Regions from separate parts of the Homo sapiens genome. Here region 1 is linked to region 2. The links are chromatin loops, found by intact Hi-C in ENCODE. Cell type or tissue: HepG2. All regions are shown on one strand. Links, peaks and the distances in the headings refer to the core of each region. The heading gives the core; the rest is flanking DNA. Region 1 overlaps CCN2-AS1 (CCN2 antisense RNA 1). Region 2 holds the start of ENPP1 (ectonucleotide pyrophosphatase/phosphodiesterase 1).

What was found. Hi-C counts contacts between places; a loop is a spot of excess contacts. Peaks named below come from ENCODE experiments on the same cell type or tissue, not always from the same donor. Only the 100,000 strongest peaks of a DNase experiment are listed, where the experiment ranks them.
Region 1: it touches region 2 in a loop (5-fold over the local background); 4 of 110 quality-filtered maps call a loop at or near these places.

What each region holds. Positions count from the first base shown.
Region 1 is chr6:131,902,014-131,917,950 of GRCh38, forward strand. CCN2-AS1 (CCN2 antisense RNA 1) reads left to right here. Exons shown (of 3, transcript NR_187596.1): 1 at 1-138; 2 at 1,934-2,221. Among named protein-coding and RNA genes, the nearest start is that of CCN2-AS1, 8.0 kb to the left of the region's middle. RefSeq lists enhancers at 1-415, 4,866-5,392, 5,393-5,919 and a silencer at 7,956-8,250. In HepG2, for the core only: a CTCF peak has its summit at 8,141 (motif pointing left); a DNase peak (open chromatin) is centred at 8,128.
Region 2 is chr6:131,802,248-131,818,184 of GRCh38, forward strand. ENPP1 (ectonucleotide pyrophosphatase/phosphodiesterase 1) reads left to right here and starts at 5,773. Exons shown (of 25, transcript NM_006208.3): 1 at 5,773-6,028. The coding sequence starts at 5,789. In HepG2, for the core only: a CTCF peak has its summit at 5,430; DNase peaks (open chromatin) are centred at 5,534 and 6,074; H3K4me3 peaks cover 2,952 bases.

The sequences.
Region 1 (15,937 bases), core at 4,879-12,878, 100 kb after region 2:
CATGACTCGGATCGGGGGACCTCCCTTGGGAGATCAATCCCCTGTCTTCCTGTTCTTTGCTCCGTGAGAAAGATCCACCTACAACCTCAGGTCCTCAGACCGACCAGCCCAAGGAACATCTCACCAATTTTAAATCAGGTAAGTGGCCTCTTCTTACTCTCTTCTCCAACCTCTCTCACTGTCCCTCAACCACTTTCTCCTTTCTACTCTTCAATCTCTCCCTTCTCTTAATTTCAATTCCTTTCATTTTCTGGGAGAGACAAAGGAGACACGTTTTATCCGTGGACCCAAAACTCAGGCGCCGGTCACGGACTGGGAAGGCAGCCTTCCCTTGGTGTTTAATCATTGCAGGGGCGCCTCTCTGATTATTCACCCACGTTTCAAAGGTGTCAGACCACGCAGGGACGCCTGCCTTGGTCCTTCACCCGTAGCGGCAAGTCCCGCTTTTCTGGGGAAGGGGCAAGTACCCCAACCCCTTCTCTCCTTGTCCCTACCCCTTCTCTGCTTTTCTGGGGGACAGGGCAAGTACCCCAACCCCTTCTCTCCTTGTCTCTACCCCTTCTCTGTTTTTCTGGGGGAGGGGCAAGTACCCCTCAACCCCTTCTCCTTCACCCTTAGTGGCAAGTCCCGCTTTTCTAGAGGAGGGGCAAGTACCCCAGCCTCGTATCTCTGTGCCCCAATCCCTTATTTCTGTGCCCCAACCTCTTATATCTCTGCACCCCAATCCCTTATTTCCACGCCCCGACCTCTTATCTCTGCACCCCAATCCCTTATTTCCGTGCCCCGACCCCTTCTGTACCTCATCCCTTATTTCCATGCTCCAACCTCTTATCTCTGTGCCCCAACCCCTTTTCCCACTTTTCTGGAAGGTAAGATCCCCCGAACCCCTTCCCTCCTTTTCTCTAGGCTTGCTTCTTTCACTATGGGCAAACTTCCACTCTCTATTCCTCCTTCTACTCCCTTGGCCTGTGTTCTCAAAAACTTAAAACCTCTTCAACTCACACCTGACCTAAAACCTAAATGCCTTATTTTCTTCTGCAATGCCACTTGACCCCAATACAAACTCGACAGTAGTTCCAAATAGCCAGAAAATGGCACTTTGAATTTTTCCTTGCTGCAAGATCTAAATAATTCTTGTCGTAAAATAGGCAAACGGTCTGAGGTGCCTGATGTCCAGGCATTCTTTTACACATCACTCCTTTCCTAGTCTCTGTGCCCAGTGCAACTCGTCCCAAATCTTCCTTCTTTCCCTCCCGCATGTCCCCTCAGTACCAACCCCAAGCGTCACTGAGTCTTTCTAATCTTCCTTTTCTACAGACCCATCTGACCTCTCCCTTCCTCCCCAGACTGCTCCTCATCATGCCGAGCTAGGTCCCAATTCTTCCTCAGCCTCCGCTCCTCCACCCTATAATCTTTTTATCACCTCCCCTCCTCACACCTGGTCCGGCTTATAGTTTCGTTCCGTGATTAGCCCTCCCCCTCCTGCCCAGCAATTTACTCTTAAAAAGGTGGCTAGAGCTAAAGGCATAGTCAAGGTTAATGCTCCTTTTTCTTTATCCCAAATCAGATAGCGTTTAGGCTCTTTTTCATCAAATATAAAAATCCAGCCCAGTTCATGGCTTGTTTGGCAGCAACCCTGAGACACTTTACAGCCCTAGACCCTAAAAGGTCAAAAGGCCGTCTTATTCTCAAAATACATTTTATTACCCGACATTAATAAAACATTAAATAAAACTCCAAAAATTAAATTCCGGCCCTCAAACCTCACAACAGGATTTAATTAACCTCGCCTTCAAGGTGTACGATAATAGAAAAAAGTTGCAATTCCTTGCCTCCACGGTGAGACAAACCCCAGCCACATCTCCAGCACACAAGAACTTCCAAATGCCTGAACCGCAGAGGCCAGGCATTCCTCCAGAACCTCCTCCCACAGGAGCTTACTACACGTGCCGGCAATCTGGCCACTGGGCCAAGGAATGCCCGCAGCCCGGGATTCCTCCTAAGCCGCGTCCCATCTGTGTGGGACCCCACTGGAAATCGGACTGTTCAACTCACCTGGCAGCCACTCCCAGAGCCCCTGGAACTCTGGCCCAAGGCTCTCTGACTGACTCCTTCCCAGATCTTCTTGGCTTAGCGGCTGAAGACTGACACTGCCCGATTGCCTTGGAAGCCCCCTAAACCATCACGGATGCCGAGCTTCGGGTAACTCTCACAGTGGAAGGTAAGCCTGTCCCCTTAATCAATATGGAGGCTACCCACTCCACATTACCTTCTTTTCAAGGGCCTGTTTCCCTTGCCTCCATAACTGTTGTGGGTATTGACAGCCAGGCTTCTAAACCTCTTAAAACTCCCCAACTCTGGTGCCAACTTAGACAATACTCTTTTAAGCACTCCTTTTTAGTTATCCCCACCTGCCCAGTTCCCTTATTAGGCTGAGACACTTTAATTAAATTATCTGCTTCCCTGACTATTCCTGGACTACAGCTATATCTCATTGCCGCTCTTCTTCTCATTCCAAAGCCTCCTTTGCGTCCTCCTCTTGTATCCCCCCACCTTAACCCACAAGTATAAGATACCTCTACTCCCTCCTTGGCGACCAATCATGCACCCCTTACCATCTCATTAAAACCTAATCACCCTTACCCCACTCAACGCCAATATCCCATCCCGAAGCACGCTTTAAAAAGATTAAAGCCTGTTATCACTCGCCTGCTACAGCATGGCCTTTTAAAGCCTATAAACTCTCCTTACAATTCCCCCATTTTACCTGTCCTAAAACCAGACAAGCCTTACAAGTTAGTTCAGGATCTGCGCCTTATCAACCAAATTGTTTTGCCTATCCACCCTATGGTGCCAAACCCATATACTCTCCTATTCTCAATACCTGCCTCTACAACCCATTATTCCGTTCTAGATCTCAAACATGCTTTCTTTACTATTCCTTTGCATCCTTAATCCCAGCCTCTCTTCGCTTTCACTTGGACTGACCCTGACACCCATCAAGCCCAGCAAATTACCTAGGCTGTACTGCCACAAAGCTTCACAGACAGCCCCCATTACTTCAATCAAGCCCAAATTTCTTCCTCATCTGTTACCTATCTCGGCATAATTCTCATAAAAACACATGTGCTCTCCCTGCCAATCGTGTCCGACTGATCTCTCAAACCCCAGCACCTTCTATAAAACAACAACTCCTTTCCTTCCTAGGCATGGTTAGTGCAGTCAGAATTCTTACACAAGAGCCAGGACCGCACCCTGTAGCCTTTCTGTCCAAACAACTTGACCTTACTGTTTTAGCCTAGCCCTCATGTCTGCGTTCAGCGGCTGCTGCTGCTTTAATAATTTTAGAGGCCCTCAAAATCATAAACTATGCTCAACTCACTCTCTACAGTTCTCATAACTTCCAAAATCTATTTTCTTCCTCATACCTGACGCATATACTTTCTGCTCCCCGGCTCCTTCAGCTGTACTCACTCTTTGTTAAGTCCCACAATTATCATTGTTCCTGGCCCAGACTTCAATCCGGCCTCCCACATTATTCCTGATACCACACCTGACCCCCATGACTGTATCTCTCTGATCCACCTGACATTCACATTTCCCCAAATTTCCTTCTTTCCTGTTCCTCACCCTGATCACGCTTGATTTATTGATGGCGGTTCCACCAGGCCTAATCGCCACACACCAGCAAAAGCAGGTTATGCTATAGTACAAGCCACTAGCCCGCCTCTTAGAACCTCTCATTTCCTTTCCATCGAGGAAATCTATCCTCAAGGAAATAACTTCTCAGTGTTCCATCTGCTATTCTACTACTCCTCAGGGATTATTCAGGCCCCCTCCCTTCCCTACACATCAAGCTCGAGGATTTGCTCCCACCCAGGACTGGCAAATTAGCTTTACTCAACATGCCCCGAGTCAGATAACTAAAATACCTCTTAGTCTAGGTAGACACTTTCACTGGATAGGTACAGGCCTTTCTTGTAGGGTCTGAGAAGGCCACCGCAGTCATTTCTTCCCTTCTGTCAGACATAATTCCTCAGTTTAGCCTTCCCACCTCAATACAGTCTGATAACAGACCAGCCTTTATTAGTCAAATCAGCCAAGCAGCTTTTCAGGCTCTTAGTATTCAGTGAAACCTTTATATCCCTTACGGTCCTCCGTCTTCAAGAAAAGTAGAATGGACTAAACGGTCTGTTAAAAACACACCTCACCAAGCTCAGCCACCAACTTAAAAAGGACTGGACAATACTTTTACCACTTTCCCTTCTCAGAATTCAGGCCTGTCCTCAGAATGCTACAGGGTACAGCCCATTTGAGCTCCTGTATAGATGCTCCTTTTTATTAGGCCCAGTCTCATTCCAGACACCAGACCAACTTAGACTGTGCCCCAAAAAAACTTGTCATCCCTGCTATCTTCTGTCTAGTCATACTCCTATTCACTGTTCTCAACTACTCATACATGCCCTGCTCTTGTTTACACTATTCTTCCAAGCCATCACAGCTGATATCTCCTGGTGCTATCCCCAAACTGCCACTCTTAACTCTTGAAGTAAATAAATAATCTTTGCTGGCAGGACTATGCTGAATCTCCTTAGGCACTCTCTAATCAGATATCCTGAGTCATCCCAATTCTTAGACCTTTTATACCTGTTTTTCTCCTTCTGTTATTCCATTTAGTTTTTCAATTCATCCAAAACCGTATCTAGGCCATCACCAATCATTCTACACGACAAATGTTTCTTCTAACAACCCCACAATAACACCCCTTACCACAAGACCTCCCTTCAGCTTAATCTCTCCCACTCTAGGTTCCCACGCCGCCCCTAATCCCGCTTGAAGCAGCCCTCAGAAACATCGCCCATTCTCTCTCCATACCACCCCCCAAAAATTTTCACCGCCCCAACACTTCAACACTATTTTGTTTTGTTTTTCTTATTAATATAAGAAGGCAGGAATGTCAGGCCTCTGAGCCCAAGCCAAGCCATCGCATCCCCTGTGATTTGCACATATACACCCAGATGGCCTGAAGTAACTGAAGAATCACAAAAGAAGTGAATATGCCCTGCCCCACCTTAACTGATGACATTCCACCACAAAAGAAGTGTAAATGGCCGGTCCTTGCCTGAAGTGATGACATTACCTTGTGAAAGTCCTTTTCCTGGCTCATCCTGGCTCAAAAAGCACCCCCACTGAGCACCTTGCGACCCCCACTCCTGCCCGCCAGAGAACAACCCCCCTTTGACTGTAATTTTCCTTTACCTACCCAAATCCTATAAAACGGCCCCACCCTTATCTCCCTTCGCTGACTCTCTTTTCGGACTCAGCCTGCCTGCACCCAGGTGATTAAAAGCTTTATTGCTCACACAAAGCCTGTTTGGTGGTCTCTTCACAGGGACGTGCATGAAAGTTAGGGGTAGAAGAAAAGATGGATTGAGGTTGTCCTCAGACTTTCCATGGTATCTGAGCTGTTTTCCTCTTCCGGAATTGTGTCTCATATGAAGTTCCTCTTCATTTGAGGTATAAATAATTCCTGTGTTGAGTGCTCTTATACTTTGGCCCATTTATTTATCACCTACCGAGGAGATAACACATCTCTGTCAACTCTGTTTTCTATTACTTTTTTCCTGTGCTCAAGTAATCCTCCTGCTTCAGCCTCCCAAGTAGCTGGGACTACAGGTGCATGCCACTGTACCTGTCCTTGTTTTCCCTTTCCTTGTTTCACCAGTTTTCCCATCATGTTACCATTTTCTGTAGCGATTGTTTTATCTTTCCATTCTGCATGCTCCTTTTCAAAGTGACTTTGCTGCTCCCCCATCAACAGGCAGAGCCTGTTTCCACATCCTCTGAATGTAGGCTAGCCTTGGGACTAGCTTTGGCAAATAGAATGTGGCAGAAGTGACATTTTGCATTTTATAAGGCATCCTTAGGAGGTTTGCAGCTTCTGCTTTAGGTTCCGAAAATGGAGCTCCTACCACTATGAAAAAAAGCTCAGGTTAAACTACTTGAATGATGAGAGACTATCCAGTAGAGAGGTCCAGGCTCACAGCCAGCACCAAGTTCTCATATGAGAGAGTAAGGCCATTTTATGCTCTCCAGTCCCAATAGAGCTACCAGATGACTGCTGCGGCACAAGTGACCCCAGAAAAGCCCATAAGAAAAACAACCTATATGAGCCCAGACAAGCCACAGAATCGTGAAAAATAGGAAATTGTGAAAAGCCAATAAATCGACATATGATTTGTTATGCAGCATTAGCTAAATAAGACAACTGATTTCCATCCCAAAGTAGTCAGGAAAAGGAATAGGTAAACCTATATAGTCAATTTGCTTTTCCTCATATTTGAGGGAATTAGTGAGAAAAATCAGGGTTCTGAAAAGCTGGGGGGCAGAGTTCAGAGACAATTCTGGCTCTGCTTGTCACATTCAGAATCTCCTGTTTATTTCAGGAGGTTTAGATGTTTCTCTAATTAAGAGGGAGTATAAGCCACTCTTCTGCTATGCTCATTCTTATAATACAATGTGTCATTTTAAACCCACTTTGGCCTCTCTCCCTTTGATTGGATGAACCTAATTATGGTTTGCTTGGGGAAACTTGGCTTGAGGCTGTGGTTCTCTACCATTACTGTCTATAAAACTCAGTAAACCCTACTGACAGGTAGAATCCTGCCCATCACTCTCACGACAGTCTGTAGCTCTTCCTTATAAATACACATTAGGTAATTCTGAGGCTAGTGGTCTACACTTTGTGAAATACAATTGACATAAATCTAACATTTCAGAGAATAATAGGTCCAGTTTTACCTCTTTCCATCAGTTGTTTGTGAAGTTAATAATTGAGACACAGCCTAAGCCCGAAAGCAAGACTCCATGTCTACAAAAGATACAAAAGCAAATTAGCCATACATAGTGGTGTGCACCTGTAGTCCCAGTTACTCAGGAGGCTGAGGTGGGAGGATCCCTTGAGCCCAGCAGTTTGAGGCTGCAGTGAGCCATGATCATACCACTGTACTCCAGTTTGGGCAACAGAGTGAGACCCTGTCTCAAAAAAATAAAGAATTGGAGGCTGGGCATGGTGGCTCTTGCCTGTAATCCCAGCACTTTGGGAGGCCGAGGTGGGTGGATCATCTGAGGTTGGGAGTTCGAGACCAGCCTGACCAACATGGAGAAACCCCATCTGTACTAAAAATACAAAATTAGCCGGGTGTGGTGGCACATGCCTGTAATCCCAACTACTTGGGAGGCTTAGGCAGGAGAATCGCTTGAACTTGGGAGGAGGAGGTTGCAGTGAGACAAGATCACACCACTGCACTCCAGCCTGGGCAAAAAGAGTGAAACTGTCTCAAAAAAAAAAAAAAAAAGAATTGGGGCAAAAGTCGTTTGGGTGTGCATATTGATTCCATACTTCAAAGGACGTAGTAGATGCATACCCATGTTCACAGCATTGTTCACAGTAGCCAGGGGGTGGAGACAACCCAAGTGGCCATTGACAGATAAATGAATACATAAAATGTGGGATATTTATGGAATATTATTCAGCCTTAAAAAAGAAGGAAGATCTCACATATGCTACAACATAGATGAACCTTGAGGACATTATGCTAAGTAAAATCAGCCATTCACAAGAAAGACAATGTATGATTCCACTTATATAAGGCATCCAAAGATCTCAAATTTCTAGAATGGAAAGTGGAATGGTGCTTACGAGGAGCTGGGAGAATGGAGAGTTGTTTAATGGGTGTAGATTTTCACTTTTACAAGAGATCTGTTTTCTAGGGATCTGTTGCACAACAATGTGTTAACACCACTAAACCACATAATTACAAGTGTTTAACATGGTAAATTTTATGTTATGTGGGTTTTTTAAAAATTGTGGTTAACCACAATTTTTTTTTTTTAATGAGGAGGAAGAAGAGGACGTGTTGACAGCATAAATGGTAAATCCTGATTGTAGATGGAGAATTTACAAGTTTGTTATGACTATGTTTCACAGCAATACTAAAAACAACAACAATAAATACAGTTGTCACTTTAGAAACATTGTTAACTCTATACATCAGATAAAATTGAACATAGGAAACTCCTACAGCTGCAGAGTAGCATATAGTTAGAGGCCATCTCTAAAGAGTTGCTCTCCCCCTGCTGGCAAGTCTTGGAATTGTTCAGTTTGGGGAAGGAACCAGGACAGCTAGAGAGAGAACGTTCTCAGTAAGATGCTCTTGTCATTAAAATGTAGGTGCTTTCATTCATCAAAATATTTCCTAGAAAGACACCAAACTCCCATAGCTATTATCTGAAGTTATTCACTTTTACATTCTTCCATTTATTTCTTTTAAATATTTTAATTGACAAATGACAGATTGTATATATTTATGGTGTACAATGTAAAGTTTCGATATGTGTATACATTGTGGAATGATTAAATCCAATTCTTCCACTTCTTAAAATGAATGTACAACTTATTTGACTATAGCTCATTCATTCACCAACCTGTATTTAACTCTTAATATGCATTGTTGTGCCAAACACTGGGATTTCAAAGATGACATTGGTGTGGACCCAGGTTTGATATCTGATAGAGGGATATAGACATGTAAATCATTAAATCAAATTTAGTAAAGAGTTGTAAGTGTAATAGAAACCATCTGTGTACTACAGTATAAGAATTACGGCATAAAGAAAGCAGTAAAGAGATTCAGCAGGAGTATAATTAATATATTGGATTCCTGTCTTTTTTTTAAATTAATTATTTCTTTTTTTTTTTTTTTTTTGAGACTGAGTCTCGCTCTGTTGCCCAGGCTGGAGTGCAGTGGCACGTCGGGTCACTGCAAACCTCCCGCTCCTGGGTTCAAGCGATTCTCCTGCCTCAGTCTCCTGAGTAGCTGGGATTACAGGCATGAACCACCACGCCCGGACTTCCTGCCCTTTGAATTTACCAAGAAGAGGTAATTCGATCATGCATAGCACACAAATATATTAATTGTCAAAGCGCATCCTCTCTCTATTCTTGTGAGTTGGATTTTTTTTTAAAAAAGACTTTCATTTTGAAATAATTACAAATTCACAGGAAATTGCAGAGATGGATAGTACAGAGGTTCTGTGTATCCTTTACCTGGTTTCCCCAGTGATTACATCATCAAAACCAAGGAGTTGATTGACAATGATAAAAAGCATGTGCATAATTCTATGTCCTTTTACCATATGTTTAGATTTGATAAGCACCACTTCAATCAAGATATATAACTATTTCATTACCACAGGGATCTTCCAGGGCTACCGCTTTACAATACTACTAACCTCCTCCCTCTAGCATCGTTAAACCCTGGCAACTGTTCATCTATTAAAGGATGACATTGGCACTGGAGATGACATCTAATAAAGAGACACAGAGAAGTAAATCATGCAAATCTAATGCAGAGAATAAACTAAGCTTGTAACCTGTAATAGCTTGTAGCTTCAATGTTATATAAATGAAATCATTCAGTATGTGACCCTTTGAGATTGGCTTTATTCCCCCCAATTAGTGCACTTTCCTGTAATCAAGCCAAGTTGCTGTGTATCAATAGTTTATTGCTTTTTTACTGCCGAGTTATATTTCTAGTTTGGAGGTACACAGTTTGCTGAATCACTCACCTATTGTAGGACATTTTCAGTTATTTCCAGTTCTTATCTGTTACATATAACACTGCTATGAACAACTATATGCAGGTTCTTTTATGGACTTAAAGTTGCATTTCTCTGAGTTAAATGTCCAGGAGGATGATTGCTAGGTTGATTAGTAAGTGAATGTTTATTTCTTTTTGAGAAACTGCCAAACAGTTTTTCAGAGTGGCCATAACACTTAACATCACCACCCGCGATGTGTGAAACATCTAGTGTTTCCATATTCTTACAGGCATTATTTTTCATTATTGTCATTATTTTTCATTGATTTGATTTAATAGGCATGCAGTGATAGCTCATAGTGATCCTAATTTGCATTTCACAATTGGATTAGGTGTTGCATATGTTTTCATGTGCTTATTTGACATTTATGTATGCTTTCTGGTGAAATACTTCATCACGTCTTTTGCCATTTTCTAAGTGAATAGTTTAACTTTTTACTGTTGCAGATTGAGAGTGTTTATGAATTCTAGACATGACTCCTTTATCAGATATGTGGTTTGCAAATATTTCCTCTTAGTCTGCGGCTTGTATTTTCACATCTTTACTGGGTCTTCTGCAGGACAAACACTTTTAATTTGGATGAAGTTTAATTTATCATTTTTTTTTTCTTTTATGAAGCATGCTTTTGGTGTCATGTCTAAGAACTCTTCGTCAAACCCCAGGTCCTGAAAATGTTTGTCTATGATTTCTTCTAAAGTTTTATAGTTTACATTTTACTTTAAAATCTATGATTCAAAAATTTGAGTTAATTTTTATATAATGTGTGAGATTTAGGTCAAGGTTCACATTTTTACTTATGAATATACAATAGCTGCAGGACCGTATATTGAAAAGGCTATCTTTCCTCCATTGCAATGCTTTTTGACCTTTGTTAAGACTCAGTTCAGTGTATTTTCTTAGGTGTACTTCTGGGTTCTTTATCCTGTTCTATTGATTTATGTCACTGTCCCTCCATCAGTACCATGTAACCTGTTTACTGTGTCGGCAAAGTAAGTCTTGAAATTGGGTAGAGTGAGTCTTCCCACTTGATTCATCTTTTTCAAAATTGTTTTTAGCTATTCTAGTTCCTTTGCCTTTCCATATACATTTTATCTTATTTTATTTTTGAAACAAGTTCTCACTCTATCACCCAGGCTGGACTGCGGTGGCATGATCACTGTTCAGTGCAGCCTCAGCCTCCCAGGATCAGGAGATTCTCCTGTCTCAGTCTCCTGAGTGACTGGGACCACAGGTGTGGACCACCACACCCGGCTAATTTTTTTTTTTTTTTTTTAATTCTTAGAAACAGGGTCTTACTCCGGGCGCAGTTCCCTGTAATCCTAGCAATTTGGGAGGCCAAGGCGGGCGGATTTTCTGAACTCAGGAATTCAAGACCAGCCTGGGCAACATGGTGAAACCCCGTTTCTACTAAAATACAAAAAATTAGTAGAGCATGGCGGCATGCACCTGTAGTCCCAGCTACTCGGGAGGCTGAGGCAGGAGAATTGCTTGAACTCGGGAGGTGGGAGGTTGCAGCAAGCCGAGATGGCGCCACTGCACTCCAGCCTGGGAGACATTGAGACTCCGTCTCTAAACAAACAAACAAACAAACAAACAAACAAACAAACAAACAAACAGGGTCTTCCTACTTTGCCAAGGCTAGTCTTGAACTCCTGGGCTCAAGCACCCTCCCAGCTTGGTCTCCCAAAGTGTTGGGATTACAAGTAAGAGCCACTGTGCCCAGCACCATATAAATTTTAGAATAATCTTGTCTTTGTCCTTATCAACAAAATTTCTTGCTGGGATTGTGCTGGTAATTGCAATAAACTTATGTATCAATTTGGGGAGAACTGACATCTTAACAGTGTTGAGTTGTCTGATCCATGACCACAGTATGTCTCTCCATTCATTTAGATTTTTGATTTCTTTCATTGCTATTTCGTAGTTTTTGGCTTGTTTTTATTAGATTCACACTCAAGAATATTTTTAGCAATTGTAAATGCTACTGTATCTAAAATTTTACCTTCCACATTTCCATTGCTAGTATGTAGAAATACAATTAGTTTTTGTTCTAGGAGGGTGTTTTGGTGGATTCCTTGGGACTTTTGTAGATAGACAATCATGCTCTCTACAAAAAGGGACAGTTTTATTTTTCTCTTTCCAATATGCATACCTTTTATTTCCTTTCCTTGCTTTATTGCACTGGCTAGAACTTCTAATACCATGCTGAAAAGCGGTGGTAAGTGGACATTTTCGCCTTGTTCCTGATTCTAGCAAGAACGTATTGTCTTTCGTCGTGAAGAATGATGTTAGCTGTAGGGTATTTTTTTGGGAAGGGGGGGTTGATATTAGTATGCTCTGTTTTTAGAAACAAATGTAACATCTGAATTTGTCCACCACTCTAAGGCTCAAGAAACTCCACTTTATTTAATTTTTCTCAATCAAGTTAAATCAGAATGTTAGTTGTTATGTTTACGAAGTTTCCATTTTTGTATTAAATAGTAGTTATTTTATTTTAATTTTTAATAAAAAACAGAAATTTTTATTGGCTCACATTTCTGGAGGCTGAAAAGTCCAATATCATGGTGCCAGTGCTAATGAGGGCTTTTGTGCTATGTCATCCCATAGAGGAAGGTGAAGGGCAAGAGAGGGCAAGTGAGAGAGGAATGAACTAACCTTGTCCTTTTATAACAAACCAACTCCCTAGATAATGGCCTTGATCCACTCTTGAAGGTGGAGCCCTCCTGGCCTAACTACCTCTTTAATGGTCTCACCTCTTAACACTGTTGCATTAGGGATTAAGTTTCCAATACATGCCTTTTGGGATACACATTTAAACCATAGCACATGTGACGTTGAGCAGGTGACTCACAAAAGAGTCATGCTAAGTAGTAGTTATTAAAACACACACACACCTAGAAAAAATAATAAATAATACAAAGAAAAATTTTCACTCCTGGTAAAAATTTTTAATACCCATATTAGCATATTCATAAATAACTGTAAATTTCACCTTGTTGTTATCATATGAAAAGTGGTGATCACATTAATAATTAGCCCATCAATAACTTTAAAATATCTTTTGTGCCTTCTTTTGAGTGTTTTTTCTTTCTTCTCATAATGAAGTCCTCTTTCCTTGTGAAGTAAGAAAAGTAAGTCAGCAACTATATTTAGCTCTTGTAATTATGTTTTTGTATAATAGACAATGCAAAGTCTTTTAAATATTAGAGCTCAGTGAAGTATCATCCTTGGATATTTTTAGTTTAGGAAATGTTAGGGATATTTGATGTAAGTAAGGAGTGCCCATGAACTAGATATGCAGATGCCATGGGAATTTTGGGGGAATCAAGATGTTGGCTTGGGTGTTGGAGTATCCATTGGGATCTTTGAACACTGAGAGGAGCATCATATGGGGAGAAATGCCTTCCCTTGTACCTCAGGGGTCACTGAAGTCTGGGCCAATCAATGGGACCTTCACCAGTCACGTGAAAGCTCTCAGAATGACTGGCGATGGCTGCAGCTGCCACTGGGGACATTTCTCTGAACTGCCTAGACTGTCATTTTTTAACAGCTTCTGTCTTAACAACTGTAGTGACACCGGAGGACCAAGAACTGGATGTTACAGCTGCTTAGGGTTAAATTTGTTCTTGAGATACAATTTGTCCTTGAGTGCTACATCTCTTTGCCCAGCAGGTGGCAGTAAGCGATTACGAGACATATGGTAACAAGCATCAGCGTAAGAGACTTTGGAGTATACTCAGGGCTACTTGGAAGGATTAACTCTTCAACATTCTGCGAATCTGAATTTAGCTTTCAATTTAGATATCAACTGTAATACTGTTTTATTGGGTGCCTCTAAAATGGTGAAGCGGTGCATACTGTTTGAGCGTAAACAGATTTTACAGCAGAGCTGCTTCAGTTGAATAGGGGCATAAGACCTGGAGGCTACCTACTCAGTGCCATCTTCCCCAAATACAGCAGACCATTGAGTCTTTGAAGACCCTGCTTTGGCTCAGCTTCTCAGTGGATCAACAGACCTGTAATTCTTACTAGTCACCTCGAATTCAGCATATTCAAACCAAGCAGTGGTGTGCAGGGGCCAGCCTTCACCTACTTAGAAGAGTCCATTGATAAATTGTCAGAGGTTTTGCAAGCTGGTTAACTTCACATTGGTAGTTTGAAAGTATCCACAATGGAAGCATTTACAATAGAAGTCGTGTAATTCTACTAACAAAGATCTCCCCTCACCTCCAGCTGTTTATTCAATATTTATTAATATTACACTGATCTAAGCACACTTGCTTTCTCCCTGAACAACATCTCTTTTCCTGCCTATATATCCCATCTGATACGGTTTGGATTTGTGTCCCTGCCCAAATCTCATGTCGATTTGGAGGAGGGGCCTGTTGGGAGGTACTTGGAGCATGGGGTGGATTTCCCCCTTGCTGTTCTCATCATACTGAGTGAGTTCTCATGAGATCTGATGATTTAAAAGTGTGTGGCACTTCCCCCTTAGCTCTCTCTCTCATGCCACCATGTGAAGAGGTGCTTGCTTCCCCTTCACCTTCCGCCATGACTGTAAGTGATTAGGTTTGACTGTGTCCTCACCCAAATCTCATCTTGAATTGTAGCTCCCATAATTCCCACAAGTTGTGGGAGGGACCCAGTGGGAGATAGCTGAATCATGGGGCGGTTTCCTCCTTACTGTTCTTGAGGTAGTGAATAAGCCTCATGAGATCTGATGATTTTATAAGGGGTTTCCACTTTTGATTGGCTCTCATTCTCTCTTGTCTACCACCATGTAAGATGTGTTTTTTGCCTTCTGCCATGATTGTGAGGCCTCCCCAGCCACATGGAACTCTAAGCCAATTAAACCTCCTTTCTTTATAAATTGCCCAATCTTGGGTATGTCTTTATTAGCAGTGTGAAAACAGACTAATACAGTAAGTTTCCTGAGGCCTCTCAGTCATGTTTCCTGTTAAGTCTGTGGAACTGTGAGTCAATTAAACCTCTTTTCTTCATAAATTACCCAGTCTCAGGTAGTTATTTATAGCAATGTGAAAAGAGACTAATACACCATCAATCCCCAAACCTCTCATTATCTCACTTCACAAAGCTCAGTCCAAACTGTTCTTCCTCTGCAGTGACACTGAACTTGGCCACTCTCCCACCATCACCTCTTCTTCCCTTGCCTCTGGTTTCCTAAAGCACTTTGTTTCTGTCACAGGGTAAAATACTCTTATTTTATAACATGTGTTTCACAAGAACCTGGTGGCTAGACATTAGCCTCTGTGTTCCTAGAGGGGACTTTGAGGCCCGTGTCTGAGACTTCATGGTAACCTCAGTGGCTATGGTAGATTTTGGCACATGGTAGATAGATGCTCATTAAATGGTTGTGGTTTCTGTTTTTACCACAGAATAACTTTCCAATTCTTTTTTGTTCCATGATCTGACCCCAACCAGCCTATTAACATTACCTTTTAATTATTCATCTTCATGGTATTTGCTAGATTTTTCTCAAGCTGTCGCCCTTGGTTTGCCCCATATCCACCTCACATCTTCTCTCTCCATCTTTGTGTGTACTCTTCCCTCCTCATGGGCGGCCTTTCACGTTTCCTTTAGGGTCTTGCTCAAATGCCATTTTCTCTGTGAAGCTGTTTTCTCCTTTTCCTTCTGATTCTGCCACTCTAAGTAATCAGATCTCTACAGTCTTGCATCTGTCCACCAACTTCTAAAATTCTGTGAAAAGGGGAAACTAAACTCATCTACTGTGGTTAACCAGACCACAAAGAGGAATGCTGGCGTTCATGAAGAATATTCTGAGAGCCTTGTCAAAGTCACTCTGTTGTCCAGGCCAAACAGAGGAGTGTGGATGATAGAGATTTCGGATGTGGCTTGTGAAAGGGAGGAGGGCAAGGCTGGCAGAGGTGGAGTTCTGTCTATTTAAAGTAGTTGTCTGTTTAGCAGTGCACCCTGGAGGAGACAGGGCTGTCTGTGCTCTGGGCCATATCAAAGGTGCCCTCAACACCCCACAGTTCAGGTCTGTTAGCTTTCCTCATAAAACCATGTTTGGAGAGATGGCTTTTCAGAAGGAATTTTGGCTTGAAACTGGAAGAAAGCATGCCTGAAAATTTAATTGGGAAGTAAGGGTATATCAAGGGGGGAAAGGCAGCAGCTTTGAAGTGGAAAATATCTTGCAAAGAGTAAAAATAGTGGCTTTTAAGTGGCATATGAGGAGGTTCGGTGGCCAGCCCTTTCATTAGCTGACTTCCTGTGCCCCACTGGGACTGTCCTC
Region 2 (15,937 bases), core at 2,340-10,339:
TGAGTAGGCATTTCATCAAAGAAGACATATAGATGACAGATAAGCACATGAAAAGGTGTTCAACATAATTCGTCATTAGGGAAATGCAAATAAAAGCCACTTTGAGGTACCACCAAACACCTATTCAAATGGCTATTATAAAAGACTGAGAATAGGAAGTATTGCAAAGTATGTGGACTCCTTACCCACTGATATACTGTGAATAGTAAGTGTAGGAGGGGCATATGGACTCCTTACATGTTGCTGGCAGGAATGTACAATGGTACAGCCACATTGGGAAACAGTTTCTCTGTTTCTCAAAAATTTAAATATACGCTTTGCATATGACTTAACAATGAAACTCCCAGTTATCTACCCAAGGGAAATGAAAATGCAGATTCACACAAAGACATGTACATGAATGTTCATAGAAGCATTATTTATAATAGCTCAAGCTGGAAATAATACGAATGTCCAGCAACTGGTGAAAAGATAAAATATGATATATCCATACAATAAATTACTACTATGTATAAAAAGGGACTACTGATATTTGCATCAGCATGGATGAACTTCAAAACATTATGCTAAGTGAAAGAAGACAGACACAAAAGACAACTTAGTATAATACCATTTAAATGAATTTTCTAGAAAAGGCAAAGCTACAGACAGAAAGCAGAGAAGTCTTTGGTTGGGACTGGAATGGGAGTTTTTGATTATACATGTGCAGAAACAAACTTTTTGAAGTGATGAAATTGTTCCAAAACTGGATCATATTAATAGTTGCACAACTGTATAAATTATTAAAAATCACTGAACTGTATGCATATAATGGGTAGATATGATAATAGGTAAATTGTACTTTAATCAAACTTAAAATTCAGGTTACCTGGCAACCCTACATTTTGTTTGAAATAGAAGTGTAAGAGATAATGAAGGAGTGGCAGATACCGTGGTTAACAAAAAGTGAAGGACTAGAAACCAACTTCCTGTAGCAGGTAATCAGCGACAATCTGGGGCCAGTGGTGTGGGGGTAAAAAGAATTTATGAAGATACTTGTAGGTAAAGAAAGTCATATTTATTAGAGCACGTATGAAAATGTGTTGCAAGGGAACAATGGGCAGGCCAGCAAGAGAGGAGCTGACTGCAAGGAGACGAAGGCTTGCTGGGGATGTTCTAGAATGGTGCTTGTGCTGTGTGCTGAAGAGGGCTTTGTGCAGTACTGATAACACCGAGGTTGCAGTGAATTAGCTTGCATTTTTTTTTAATCACCCGAGGGTCTGATGATAGCTGAGTGCAGGAAGATTGTGAGTTATTTGTGCAAGAGGGCTACATGTTCTGGACCACAAAGCAAGGCAGACTTACAGCTTATCTGCTTTATATTTTTGCTTTCCCTCGGTCCCGCCATCCTGACTCCTTTTCCCTAATTAGAACCCCACACTCTCTTTGGATGGTACATGCGTTTTCCATTTTCCCAGGTTCTATTACTCTCCTTTGGATCTTACACTTCTGAATTCTCTCTATTCGTTTTGTTACCTAACTGATCCCTGTAGGCATCTCTCCTTCATCCCAGAGCAGCAAGAATCCTTTCCTTACCCTCTTTGTAGATGCAGGCCCAATAACAGGTCTCAAACCTTCCCAGAGATTATATATAAACCATGCATAATATAGGAGAAAATTAAATCTTTTTATTCTCTCCCTTAGGGGTAGTGAGTGGTTGATTTACAAATGCAAATGATAGATTTAAATGTTTGTGTAAAGTTGAAATGTCAAACATTTTGTTGGCATTTAGAGATATTATCTGAAAGAGCATTTTACAAATAAGGAAACTAAGGCTCAGAGGCTTCTGGTAATCTGTTCAAGGTCACATAGTTATCCAAGCTTCTTGCTCCAGGGGACATATTTTTGTGCTTTCAAAAAAAGAAAGAAAAATCAGGATGTCATACACATTCTTAAAAATAAATTAATGCCACAGAAAAATGTTTTCCCTAGGCCTCACAAAGATTAAAGAGGCTTGTGGGTTTTTTTTCTGTTTAGATTTGGCTAGATGTCTTTCTTGTTTTACTGGCGAATTAGAAGAAAGCTGGAAAAGCTCTGAAACAGCTGCTAAAATAATTACCCTACAGCATATTTCATTTTTTAATCACTAAGAAAAGTTGTTTCAAAGTAATATTTCAAAGTAATAATTAAACATTGATAAATTGTTTTTGTTTGGTGTTTTGGCCTTATCTACAACCAAAGCTTCAAGCACCAAGACAGAAATGTCTAAATATTTATGTTACAATAAAACTTAATAGAAAACTTACACAAAATCTTAAATTATCATCTTTACTGCTATTCCAGATTAGAGTATGCAATCACTAAAACAGAGTGATTTAGGATTAAGGATGAAACATTCATTGTTCACCTTTGCATTAACCCAAAAATTGTGTTGTGGTTTTATATCTCATGACCTTATTGTACTTTGGAATGTGATGGTGAAGCTGTCCCTCAGATCATTTAGAATAAAGAAGACTGAGGCAATATTTCACTATAGGCTTTGCAATGTCTATAGCTAAACCTGAAAATGGCATATCTGACTCATTTTTTTTTTTTTTTTTTTGAGACAGAGTCTTTCTCTGTTGCCCATGCTGGAGTGCAGTGGCATGATCTTGGCTCACTGCAACCTCCGCCTCCCAGGTTCAAGCAATTCTCCTGCCTCAGCCTCCAGAGTAGCTGGGACTACAGGCATGTGCCACCATGCCCTGCTAATTTTTGTATTTTTAGTGGAGACTGGTTTTCATCATGTTGGCCAGGTTGGTCTCAGACACCTGACCTCAAGTGAACCACCCGCGTCAGCCTCCCAAAATGCTGAGATTACAGGCGTGAGCCACCGTGCCCGGCCTTGGCTCATTTTTATTCTTCCGATTTTAGACTTCCAATTGGGTTTTTATAATTACCCATATTAAGTCCCACCTGGCACAGATGAGGCATGAGCATTAGGCAGAGGCCACATCCTGGTGACGTGTGTGCCAGGTCTGTCCTGCAGATGTGCTACATTTTGTTTGGCTTTTAAACGTGCTACATTTTGTTTGTTTGAAGAAACTGTTTCTCTGAATTTTGTAGACAACATTTTGCAACCGGAGAATTCACACAAACATTTAAATTTCCTGCTTCTCTTGAAAAATCTGACCATCTGCCCACACTGGGCACACAATCCTGTTGAATAGATGCTGCAACCTTTAACATGGCACATGGTTTGCCTTTTGCAGTGTGTATAGGGCTGCCTCAGTCAAATATGGTTCATGGCATATTGTGCTTTCAAAAAAAAGAAAGAAAAACCAGGATGTCATACAAAATCTTAAAAATAAATTAATGCCACAGAAAAATGCTTTCCCTAGGCCTTAAGATGTTTGTGACCCTGGAGACTGCACACTGTGTTTTCCAAATGTTAAGTCTTTAAAGTGGTTCGTTGCCTTGAGATGCAGACAATACACTTCTTCCATTTGTTTTGTCAGGTTTAAAGGCACTTTGGATAATGTCTCTGTTGAGTTGCTTTTAGAGGTTTTGACACTCATTTGACCAGTCTCAGTGGAGCAAATCTTTGTCCTTGAATCTGATTTTTGGAAAGAGTCAAAGGAAAATTTGGAGCCAAGTTTGGGGCAGAAAAATATGTGTGATTATGAAACAGTGAAAACCTGTTTCTCTTGGGTGGTTTGTGAGCTGACTCAAAGGTAACTTTTTAAAAAAGTTCAATAATGCTTTGAGGGAAGGCTTTTACTTCTTCCAGATGTCAACTGTCCTTTCTACTAAGCTCTCATAATATTGAAGTAGCTTTGTTGTCTATGGTGACATCCGAGGTTCTTGGTCTCACGGCCACAAAGATCAAATATGTGGACACACACAAAGGGTGAGGTTTGGAGCAGAATTTTTAATAGGCAAAAGGAGGAGAATAGCTCTGCTACAGAGAGGGGTCCCAAAAAATGGGTTGCAATACGTGGTGAAATGCAGGGGTTTTTATAGATGAGCTAGTGGGGAGGCGGTGTCTGATCTACATAAGGAGGGAAAACCCGGTTTCGTGCATATGGCATGAAAACCCGGTTAGGACCAGGTGTGTCATCTGCATAGGGCTTAAGTGTCTGGCAGCCCCGGCCCCAATCTTCTACTATATAGGCAGGTAGCTACTCCGTGTTGCTTATTTCCTTCTTACTGTGCATGTGGTAAAAAAGAGGGGAGGTGGAACCCCCATGGTGGACATGCCTGGCCCCAGTAGCCCCTTCTGTCTGTGCCGCTGCCGGCATCTCCCGTGCAAGCTTCCAGTTTCCTTACCTATGTTTGCAGCCCAATCTTCCAGGTTGCTCTTTGTTAGAAAGGAAGTGATTTCTTGGGCTGCTTTTTGTTAGAAGGTAAGTTCTGCCGAGGGCTCTTTTGCTCATACTATCTGCCTAAATAATTTCTATCTCCTGTATCAATATCCTATGTGTGACTCTATTCTGCATATATGACTTAGGTTTTAATTATTTTGTTTACGAGTTGGTCCTACCCCCCCACCCCCGCTTCCACCACACTTAAGGAAAGATACATTTTAATTCATTTTTTATATGGTATGCATAGTTGGAGGCCAAAAGATTGAGTTGAAGGATTCATTACTTGATGAATAAATGGATGGGTGGATGGATGAGTCAGTATAAATGAAGAGCATCCCAAGTTGACTATTTTAAAGGGATAACATGCATTTTATATTTGTTAAACATTCATTCTCATTTGTAAACACTTGTATATATTCATGTATTCAAAATGTATTGAAAATTAATTGTTTTCCTTGGTACCTGAAGTCAGTCCTGGGTATTGCAAAGTAGTTCGAAGTCACTGGTTTCCCTCTGTCTCACTTCACTACACACTGGTGATTTTGCTAAGTGATGAGCCAGAAAATGTACAAGTTCCAGAATCAAAGGTAAAACAAAACCCACCAAGAATCAGCTCACTGTTAGCGTCCTAGTTGAAAAATAAGGCTTATCAAAGTATTTCAGATTGCATTAACACTTTTGATATAGCTAGGTATCAGTGTCAACCTCAGGAGAGGGCAACGCCAACTCCTGAAACCTTCAATACAGAAAGTCTAGAAAAATAAGCAAATATACATACAAACAATAGCGAGAAGACTCCAGAAACCACATAAAACCGTGGGAATCGAAATATCCCTTACGTGTGTTCAGTACATGTGAACCCACGTATTTTAAGTGGACGATTTCTCTCTCAGAGTACCGTAGGTAGTGGGGGACGGGGCGCAGAGGGGGAGAAACAGAAAGTCGCCTTCCTCCATGGTTCATTTGCATTTCCATCCAGAAACTCACAGGTCGACCCCAAGACTCCACTCTCTCCCGCCTTTGAGAAGCCGGACCGGCATCGGCGGCTGCATCCTTCTCCTCCTCCCCGCTCTATTTTGGGGCCCCATGATCTCATGCCCTCTGCAGACCACACGCTGCAATTCCAGCCCAGCCCGCGCCGCGAGGCCACGCAGGGCGATTCCTGCAAGTGTCGGGAGGGTGGCCGGGGCGCGGGGAGGGGACGGCTTGGGGGGAAGTTTAAGACACGCCCACGTAAGGGACCCAAAATAACCGACACACAGAGTGCCCGAAATCAGACAGGAAGCCAAATAATCCGGGGCGTTGAGTCGCTTTGCCCTGACTGCGAGAGCCGGGTGTAGGGCGGGGAGCCAAGGATCTGACCGCGAGGGGCGGGCGCGGCGGGGAGGGGCGGGGCGGGGCGGGCGGCGCGGGGCCTATTAAAGGCGCGGCCGGGCAGCGGGGCCGGAGCGGCCGGGGCCACGATGGAGCGCGACGGCTGCGCGGGGGGCGGGAGCCGCGGCGGCGAGGGCGGGCGCGCTCCCCGGGAGGGCCCGGCGGGGAACGGCCGCGATCGGGGCCGCAGCCACGCTGCCGAGGCGCCCGGGGACCCGCAGGCGGCCGCGTCCTTGCTGGCCCCTATGGACGTGGGGGAGGAGCCGCTGGAGAAGGCGGCGCGCGCCCGCACTGCCAAGGACCCCAACACCTATAAAGTACTCTCGCTGGTAGGTCCGCGGCCAGGCCCCGGCGCCCGGGAGGGCTGGGAGTACGGGGAGGGCGGCGCCGAGCTCCTGCGCTCTCAGCGCAGTCAGCACCGGGCACCGGAGAGAGGCATGGTCCGGGAGTGCTTCTTCGCCCGCGCGCTCTCCTCCGCAGCCTTTGCAAGTGCCCTACACAGCCGCCCCTGCCAGGTACCTTGCCAGGGCAGGATGGTTCACTCTCACTTGAATTATGGATGCCTGTGAAAGCAGGCTGTTCAAAACGGTCATCCTTAGAAATACTCGACCCCCTGCCCCAGGAGAGTACGGGTTTTTAGAGGAGAAAAATGTCAAACGCGAAAGTTGTTGGTCTTAAGAAGGTGCATCAATGTGTTGCTTCTTTTAGGGGGCTCTGGGCGCAGTATACATGACTTCACTTGGGTTAACTGATTGCAGTTGAAGAGTTAGCGGAGCTCTTTAAGTTTTATTAGGAACTCTACGGAACACTTTTTCCCTTTCGCTCCGTTTTGGAATTTCCTTGCAGGTGCTCAGAAATTCCATGGATGTTCACATTATGTGACTGAAGAAACCTTTATGATTCTTTGCCCACTCTTCTAACCAGAGGCTACACGGTTTGTGTTGCTAACAAAAGCTACCTATTACTCCTCTGCTATTTTGCTATGACATTTGCAGGACCCACAGTCAACTTCATGAAATGTGGGGGTTGGTTTTTATTCTGAATTCATGGTGGGAAGTGCTGATTGAGAGAAGGCCTGGATTCCTGGCTGTTATTATTTGCTGAGGCCTTGCGTAACTGTCCCTAAACCTCAATTTCTAATGTGTGAAAATGGGACAACATCAACTCCCTTGTGCATTGCATGGGATTATTGTGAAAATCAAGCTGAAGAATGTAGGTAGGGAAGTAAATTGAAAACAGCAAGGAAATAGAATCATTTTTATTGTATTATATGGAAATCACAGATTTCTATGTATAGTGTACCCTAAAATATATCCCCTTACATATGATTGAATAATGCTTTGTAGAAAAATTTCTAATTTTTCAAGTCTCCTTTCATTTTGTATGCATTTCCATTTTCACTATATTTGGGACATCATGGAGATGCTATAATACTTTGAGGAATCAATCTTCCTAGACTTAAGAGATGGTGCCGTATGCTTAGTACTTAAAAAGAAGCCTTAGTTTCACAGAATAAGTACCCCAAGCCACATGATGTTTGCATCTCAAGATAAAATTTTGCATCTTGTAACACTGTTTTGAGTCTATAATAACACAATATTGATGAGAACTTAGTCTCTTGAGTCACCTTTTAAAAATTTTGTTAATGGAAGACCTTAGCTTTTACAACCTGATCACTTAAATTGTTTAGTATTAATACCTTGAGGTGTTTCACACACGATGAGGTAGTCGATAATTGTATATGGAATCAGTGTGTAACTCTTGTGTAAAACCATTTCTACATGCCTATAAACCTTTACAGGTTTTCCAATTGCAAAATTCAGGTTTTAAATTTTTCTTGCTCATTTACTTATACATCCACAACAGATATCAGCAAAGGTCTAGTTTTGGAATAAGCTGTCCAGTCTTTGAGACCTGCAGTCAACTGGTCAAACAGCATTCTGTGTGATGATGCTACTCTGGGCATTTGACATGGAAGTGTCCTAGGACTTACTTCCACAAGTAGGACTATTATGGACCTTTTTTATCCATTAATTGGGGTCTTTTGCATCTATTGAATTGGAAAGAATTCTTACTTCATATCTTTTGATGGAACACTGTGAGACATTAACATACAAATGTTACCAAATAGACCTGGTGCGGTGACTCATACCTATTATCTCAGCACTTTGGGAAGTTGAGGCGGTTCCATTGCTTGAGCCCAGGAGTTTGAGACCAGCCTGGGCAACATGATGAAACCCATCTCTACAAAAGATACAAAAATTAGCTGGGTATGGTAGCATGCGTCTATGTCCCAGCTACTTGGGAGGCTGACATGGGAGGTTCAGCTGAGCCAGGGAAAGTTAAGGCTGCAGTGAACTGTGATTGTGCCACTGCACTTCAGCTTGGGTGACACGGTGAGACCCTTTATTGTTGAAATTGCTATTTAGCTACTGAACTGAAAGTGCAAACTCGTATTCTTCTTTCCCTTCCCTACTTCAATACCTTTTTCCCCCAACCCCGCCCCCCCCCCAAAAACTTCCCCAAATAATGGGCTTCCAAATGGAAAAGGCCCCAAAAGCATCCTGACAATTGTCGTCAAAGAGCTCTGGGATATGTCTTCTAGAAAGGAGCTGCAATTATAGAATTCCTTTTGTTTTCAGATTAAACCTCAGCACACTTTTCATAAAGCTGCAGAAACAGATTGAACTAATTGCAACCTGGGGTTGGGATTAGGAGAGGCCCAGCACTATGATCCTCAGCTACACTGTTTTAATTTAGCAGGATAAATAGAAGAGTTGCGTTGCCTTGCCTTTCAGAGGCAATCATGTTGCAGTGGCAATGTAATTTTTACATTACTCTGCAGTTTTCTCAGATAAACTAAAATGATGTAGATGTGTGAGAGTGGATGAAGGAGTGAGGATTCTGTCCTACCCTGGCTTCTCCCCATTGTGGTGGTTGATCTTAGGAGAGGGCCACCAAGCTGTGCTTTAGAGGCTTTTGGCCCTGGGCCCTGGAATGCTTGTGCCTAGGTACTGAGCCAAACTGAGGAAAACAGCAAGAGGGAAAAACAAGTATTATTCTCTACATGTGTCAGTAGGTATGTTAAATATTAGATGCCTTTCCTTGGTTGTAAATGAAGTTTTGAACTGAAGTGTAGACTTCCACCGAGATGTGTTGACTTGGAGATGTATTTAAATATCCTTCTTGTTTCTTGGTGTGATTTTACAGTCATGTAATTCTCAACTACATTGCAATACATTTCTCCAGTTAGCTCCTCAAAAGCATTTTTTTTGTGTTGTTTGTGACCTTCTGCTATACTTATGAATACATATATCTGTGTATCTGTGTATGTGTAAAGGGCTTGCGTATGGGTGGTGGTCACTGAAGACTACTTTCATGTTTCAGTGAAAGAGTTCTTTAAAAAAACATATATCTATATCTATATCTATATATCTATATCTATATCTATATCTATATCTATATCTATATCTATATCTATATCTATATATATGTAGAGAGTCCGTTTGGCTCAAGTTTGAGGACTGCAACCCAGGAGCATAGATTCAAGTTGCCCTGAGTAGATGCTCCTATTAGCAGCAGTTACAAATGGGTTTTTAAAGGAAAAAGGAAGAGGCAGTTCCTAAGTTGTTTATCAAGCATTCATGTTACAATAACGAGCTATTGGTTGGCTATACATTGTTCTTTGTATCACACATTCCAGGAACATGAAGATAGTGGGTGAGGCAGCTGTCAGGAACAAAATGCTTTTAAAGAATTGCCCCTGGGAATGGGTGCAGTGATGTGACTGAAGTCCCATGCTCATGTCCCTCTGGGCCTGATAAATTTTGCATAGTTCGCATATCTCAGACTGCTCTGAGCAATTTTTCTTTCTCATTTCCTCCTTTTAATAAAAATCTTTCTCTTCTTAAAATACTGATGATCAACGTTTTGGATGTAAGTTTGTCCCACATTGCTGGGAAGGCTCATTTCCGGATAGTCTTGTCCCATGTCAGAGGGAATGAGATGGGCAGAAGTACTATCACTTAAAAACTTAGTGAGGTTCCAAGGCTGAATTGGTAGGCAACAATTCAGGGATTGGATTGAAAAATAAGGGGACAGAGCAGCGGGATTTCAGGTCATTCACTTACACTGGAGTTGAGGTATGTTGGGTCATTTCTAAGCATCTAGCTATTATGATGAGTTTTTTGTTATAGAATTTTGTGGTAGACTTTAGACATCTAGAAATACAAAGCATAATCAATTTAAGAATCAAAAGGATGACACAAATAAGGACAATTATCAACAAAACAACTTGAAATACAAATATGAAAAGTGTTCCTATTCCTGAAGGTAACCAAATGAATATTTTAATCCACTTCTTGTCCTGGTCTAAAGAACAAAGTGTTGAAGATCTCCACTGAGGAAGATGTCCACTTAGGCAGGGTAGCCTGATATTGGCCCTTCTAACGTGGCTAGGAGTCCTTTATTTGATGGTATTTTCTATTAAACAAAATCTTCCAGGTTGGAGACCATGATCTTTGATGTTTTTGTCTCCTAAGAGCTTGCTGTTAAAAGAATCCTTAATTAATTTAGAATTTTCAGTGAGAAACTTATAAGGCCTTGACAATAGTGAAGAGTATCACCTTGTTAATGGAAAAACCAAACTCTGTAAAATATTTTAAAGAGCTTTATCCTGAGCCAAGATGAGTGACTGTGGCTCGGGGAAACACTTTCTCAAGGAGTCCTGAGAATGTGCACCTGAGGCAGTTGGATTACTGTGTGTTTTTATATATTTCAGGGAGGCAGGAGTTACTGGCAAAGACATAAATCAGTACATGAAAGGTATACATTGATTCCATATGAAAAGGTGGGATATCTTAAAGCAAGGGCTTACAGGTTATTTATTCAGCATATTCAGAGATTTTTTTTTTGAGACAGTCTTGCTCTGTTGCCCAGGCTAGAGTGCAATAGCACAATCTCGGCCCACTGCAACCTCCCGCTCCTGGGTTCAAGCGATTCTTCTGTCTCAGCCTCCCAAGTAGCTGGGATTACAGGCACACACCACCACTCCTGGCTAATTTTTTTGTATTTTAGTAGAGACAGGGTTTCACTTTGTTGCCCAGGCTGGTCTTGAACTCCTGAGCTCAGGAATTTCACCCACCTCAGCCTCCCAAAGTGCTATGATTATAGGCGTGAGCCACTTTGCCCGGTGATTCGGAGATTCTTTAATTTGCAATTGATTAAAGGAGTAAGGCTCTGTCTAAAACTTGGAATCAACAGAAAGGGCTGTTGTGGCTGTGTGTGATGGCTCATGCCTGTAATCCCAGCACTTTGGGAGGCTGAGGCAGGTGGGATCATTTGAGGTCAGGAGTTCAAGACCAGAATGACCAACATGGTGAAACCCCTTCAAAAAAAGGGTGAAACCTCTTTTTTTGTAAAAATACAAAAAAAATTAGCAGGGCATGGTAGTACATGCCTGTAGTGCCAACCACTTGGGAGGCTGAGGCAGGAGAATCGCTTGAACCTGGGAGGCGGAGGTTGCAGTGAGCCGAGATTGCACCATTACACTCCAGCCTAGGTGACAGAGCAAGACTCTGTCTCAAAAAAAAAAAAGGGATGTTGTAAGTTAAGCATGATGCTATGTAGCAAAATTGATGGGTGTGCAGACATGACTTAACCCTCCCCTTGCATACCCTTAAGGTCTTGTTTATAACTTGGTGTCTTATTGCCACAGAGACGTTTTCGCGGTCTTATTTCTATTGTAACATTAATGCTGGTCAATTGTTACGCCTCAACTCCAAAAGGGAGGGAGTAGAATTAAGTGCGTTTGACCTCTCTTCCTATTTTGACTGAGAGCTCAGTTTTTGAGGTTTCTCTGGGGTTTCCTTGGCAGAGAGTGGGTCCACTCAGTTGGTCGAGGGCTTTGGATTTTATTTTTAGTTTACAACTTTTCAGGAGAGCTGGTTCGTAGTCTCCTTCATCCAGGTGCATGGATCTTTCCATTCTTATTTCAAAAGGAGAAAGCTGATGTTTTCCAAGCAGGGTAGAATGTAAGTTAAGCAAATGGAAGAGCCTTAGGCCAGGGAAGGTTAAAGCTTTCTGTAAGCTTTGCCAATTAACTTTTCATGATTCCATTTATTTATTCTTCCACTCTGGAAGACTGAGTGTGGTTTGCACAATGGAAATGCCGATCCATCCAATCTCAATGAGCTTCAACCACACAAGATAAGATTTCTGGCGGAGCATAGAGGCTAATGCCTGAAATCCCAGAACTTTGGGAGGCTGATGTGGGAGGATTGCTTGAGCTCAAGAGTTCACGACCTACCTGGGCAACAGAGTGAGACCTCATCTCCACAACATGTGGTAGGACTTCCAAAAATGGAGAATGCAATGAGTTCATGCTGGTACCAAGCACTGATTTTAGAGAAAAACACCAGGTGGTGGTGGGAAGTCACTGTGAATCCTGCTGACCTAAAGAAAAAAAAAACCAAGGCAAAATTAATGTAATTATAGAGCTTTATTTGGGCCAAGTTTGAGGAATACAACCCAGGAGCATAGATTCAAGTTGCCCTGAGTATATGCTGTGAAAGACTTCTTTATAAGAGGCAGAAGCTGGCATTATTTGAGATTTGGGTGTAAAAATTATAATTCAATTAGCTTCCTTTTCCTTCCCTTATGATCCATTATCTTAACTCTAGAATATGGAAGGAAGAATGTTCAAGCTAAGTCTCTGCTCTTAATCAGACTTGGAGTTGACATTGCTCCTTTGGTTTATAAAATTTGTTATCTGTCCAGCCATAGTTGAACATTTTAATTTCAGAATAACCAGAGCATCTTAAGAGGCCAGAGAAGTGTTCTCTGTGTCCCTTATGGTATTTGTTTCACATGTTCTAATAAAATACATAAAGGATTCCTAGGAACCCAAGACTGTTGTTTTTACTATTAGGCAGAGGATAGTACCTGACACTCAATGTCAGCTTTTAATTGCTTGAATGAATGTACTGCATTTTTTGTTAGACTGAGCCACACTTTGATTTGGAAAAGGGGAAGATGGGAAGACTAAATACACAAGCAGGGACCCATAGGGTCTGTGATGGTCAGGAATCCACATAGAGATGACACTTGGGTATAAATTCAGGGGTAAGATTAAAACTGGGATATAATTTTATTTGGGTATAGGGAGATGGAGGAGATAGTGAAGGAACAGAAGTACCCAACTAAGGTGAAGGTGCCTAAGAAGAAGGCAGACGGGGCCTCTGTGATAACGTGGATTCAGAATCAGAAATCTAGTCAGTGAACATTCTCTCAGGTACAGACACTCCAAGTGTGGCAGTCGGCATGTATGAAGGAGAGCCTCCTTCACTTACACCAAGGCCTCTTTGGTTTTGATAACTTTGCTGCCACACCCTGAATTCAGTCTTTGTGATTCTTCGCTCTTCTTCAGCATTGCTTTCTGTCCCTTCTTTTCTTCTGCCTTGAATCTTGTTCTGGTATTTCTTTTTCACCATTTGTAGCTCAGCTGTTTCCACTCCATGTTGTCTCTTTCTCAGGGATACGTAGCTACTGTTTCAAAAGCACTTTGCTAATTTCTATTTCACTTGTTTAGTTAACTTTGGACACTCAGTTTTGTCATCTCCTGCCCCCATCATATCCTAATCATGACTCTGAAGAAAATCCTTGGTGGTCACATTGAGAGACCTTATGTGTTCTGTATAATAAAGAACTGGGGGCCATTAACCTTTCTAGAGCATTTACAGAAATTTTTATCTATCAGCCTTTTTTTTTTTTTTGAAACGGAGTTTCACTTTGTAGTGCAGGCTGAAGTGCAGTGGAGTGAACTTGGCTCACTGCAACCTCTGTCTGCCTCCCGGGTTCAAGTGATTATCCTGCCTTAGCCTCCTGAGTAGCTGGGATTACAGGCGCACACCACCACACCTGGCTAATTTTTTTTTTTTTTTTTTTTTGTATTTTTAGTAGAGACAGGGTTTTGCCATGTTGGCCAGGCTGGTCTCGAACTCCTGACCTCAAGTGATCTGCCCGCCTCGGCCTCCCAAAGTGCTGGGATTACAGGCGTGAGCCACCACGCCCGGCTGTATCAGCTTTTCATCTTCATCCAGCTGACTCTTTTTATCTTAAGTAGCAATGTTAAAGGTAAATGAAAATAGTTTCATATTCAATTTTGCTCTCAAGTTTGATGACTACCATTGTAAAATATTTGTGTGACATTTAAGATACAGCAAATGTATTTCATCTATATTGTGGCCTTTTTGTACAAGCCAGAGAACTTTATCATGATTTATAACTTCTTTTTTTTTCTTACTATGGGGAGAGGCATTTAAGTTCCAGACAACTTAGGAACAAATAAGCATTTGGAATACAACTTGTAATTAGAGATCTGCTTTTGGTTAAAATAAGCATGCCTCCATCAACCATAAAATACCCCCCAAACAAGAAAAAATAAACAAGAAACCTTTTAGCAAATGAGCTCAGGGCCGAACATAGATTACTCTTCTAAGCATAAATCTTGTGCAACAAAACCTGATACTCAGAATTCTGACCCAGCTCGAAAATCCCTTGTCATCGGATAAAAACTAAGTTATGCATTTACCAAGGAAAGACAATGTAGGAACACATTTAAGGTTTTTCAAAAGAGTGACCAGAATGTTCAGTTAAATATTAACGGGAAGACTATTTTCTGAGTATTCTAGTTATCTGAGATTTAGTTGCAAGAATTAAGATATCTGTAGTGTCTTTGAAAAATTATTTTTACCTTTTTTTACTTTTAGTTTTTAGAAGAGGTGTTGGTAGAAGTGTAGGTGGTAGAAGTTTAGATGGTTATAATCATTTTTGTAGCACTTGGCAGCTTTAAAAAGCATTTCCCATATATTTTTGATTGATCCTCAATACTCAACAACTGTGAAATAGGAAAGTATGATGACAGTCAATTCTGCTTTACAGATAAGGAATCTGAGGCTCAGTCAGGGATTCAGTCAGGTTTCCATGCAGACATTATTGTGCATAAAAACCACCTGGGAAGTGTTAAAGACAGAGATTCCTAGGCTCCAATCTCAGTGATTATGATTTAATAGATTTGGAATGGACCCAAAGAATCCTCACTTTTTAACAAGCACCTCAAGTTATTCAGATGTAGGTGGTTGATTTACTCTACTTCTAGCAACAATGGGCTAAATTTATAGGCAAAAGCCACACCATTAGTACATAATAGACTATGATGGTAACTGGAAGGACTTTTATCTACAGATTTTTATCACGGACTAATAGCTAATGCCATCCCATTCATTTGCTAAATGTTATATCCTATTCATCAAGCTTGGCCTGCTGTTGGGTTTCCAACTCTCCTTTGCCTGCTTCAGTATAACAATGTGTAATTAGAACCTAAGAAATTTCTGGTGTGGTGATGCTAAAGCTTGCCTCTATATTGAGATATATATGTGTCTTTGGTAGTTCAGTGATGAGATTTTCCTGGGTGGAAGCCAAAATTAGTGCACTTTATTAGTGTGAAGTCAACAATCAGCTGTTTCTGGGAGCTTCCAAAGTAGGTATACTTTTGGGAAATTGTGCTTTTCTTCTTAGTTTGAGTTTCCTTCTTGGCTTATTTTGAAATGTAGTAGAATAGAAAAATAGAGAGTTTTGATAGAAAGTGATTTTGGGATGTGTGGTGGCTCATGCCTCTAAAGGAGACCGAGGCAGGAGAATCACTTGAGGCCATAATTTAAGATCAGCCTGGGCAATATAATGAAACCCCATGTCTATCTCTCTCTCTCTCTCAATCTCTCTCTGTCTCTCTTTCTTTCTCTCTCTCCATACACACACACACACACACACACACACACACACGTGTGTATGTACATATCTCCATATTTTATATATATGTATAATATGCATAAGAAAATCATTTTGGAGGAAGTAAATTGTCACAGCGAATTGTCACAAGTGTTTCTCATTTATGGATTGACCATTTTCTCACCGTATTTCAGGACTTTGCACAGACTTAGCTGGCAAACATCCTATAACAGGTGTGATTTGAGAGTCTTAAAAAAAAATCACTATCTTGGTTTTCAGGTGAATATTTTTGAGAAACTAGCTTGTTCCTAAAGATGTGTTTCCCGATCCCCCTCCTGCTTAGAAAGCTTTTTTTGACGTTAGCAAGCATCTGGGGGATCTTGATGCTCTCTTATGGTTAGAGAGAGAGAATTGAAAAGAAACTCAGTAGATTAAGACATTATTTGCCCTTT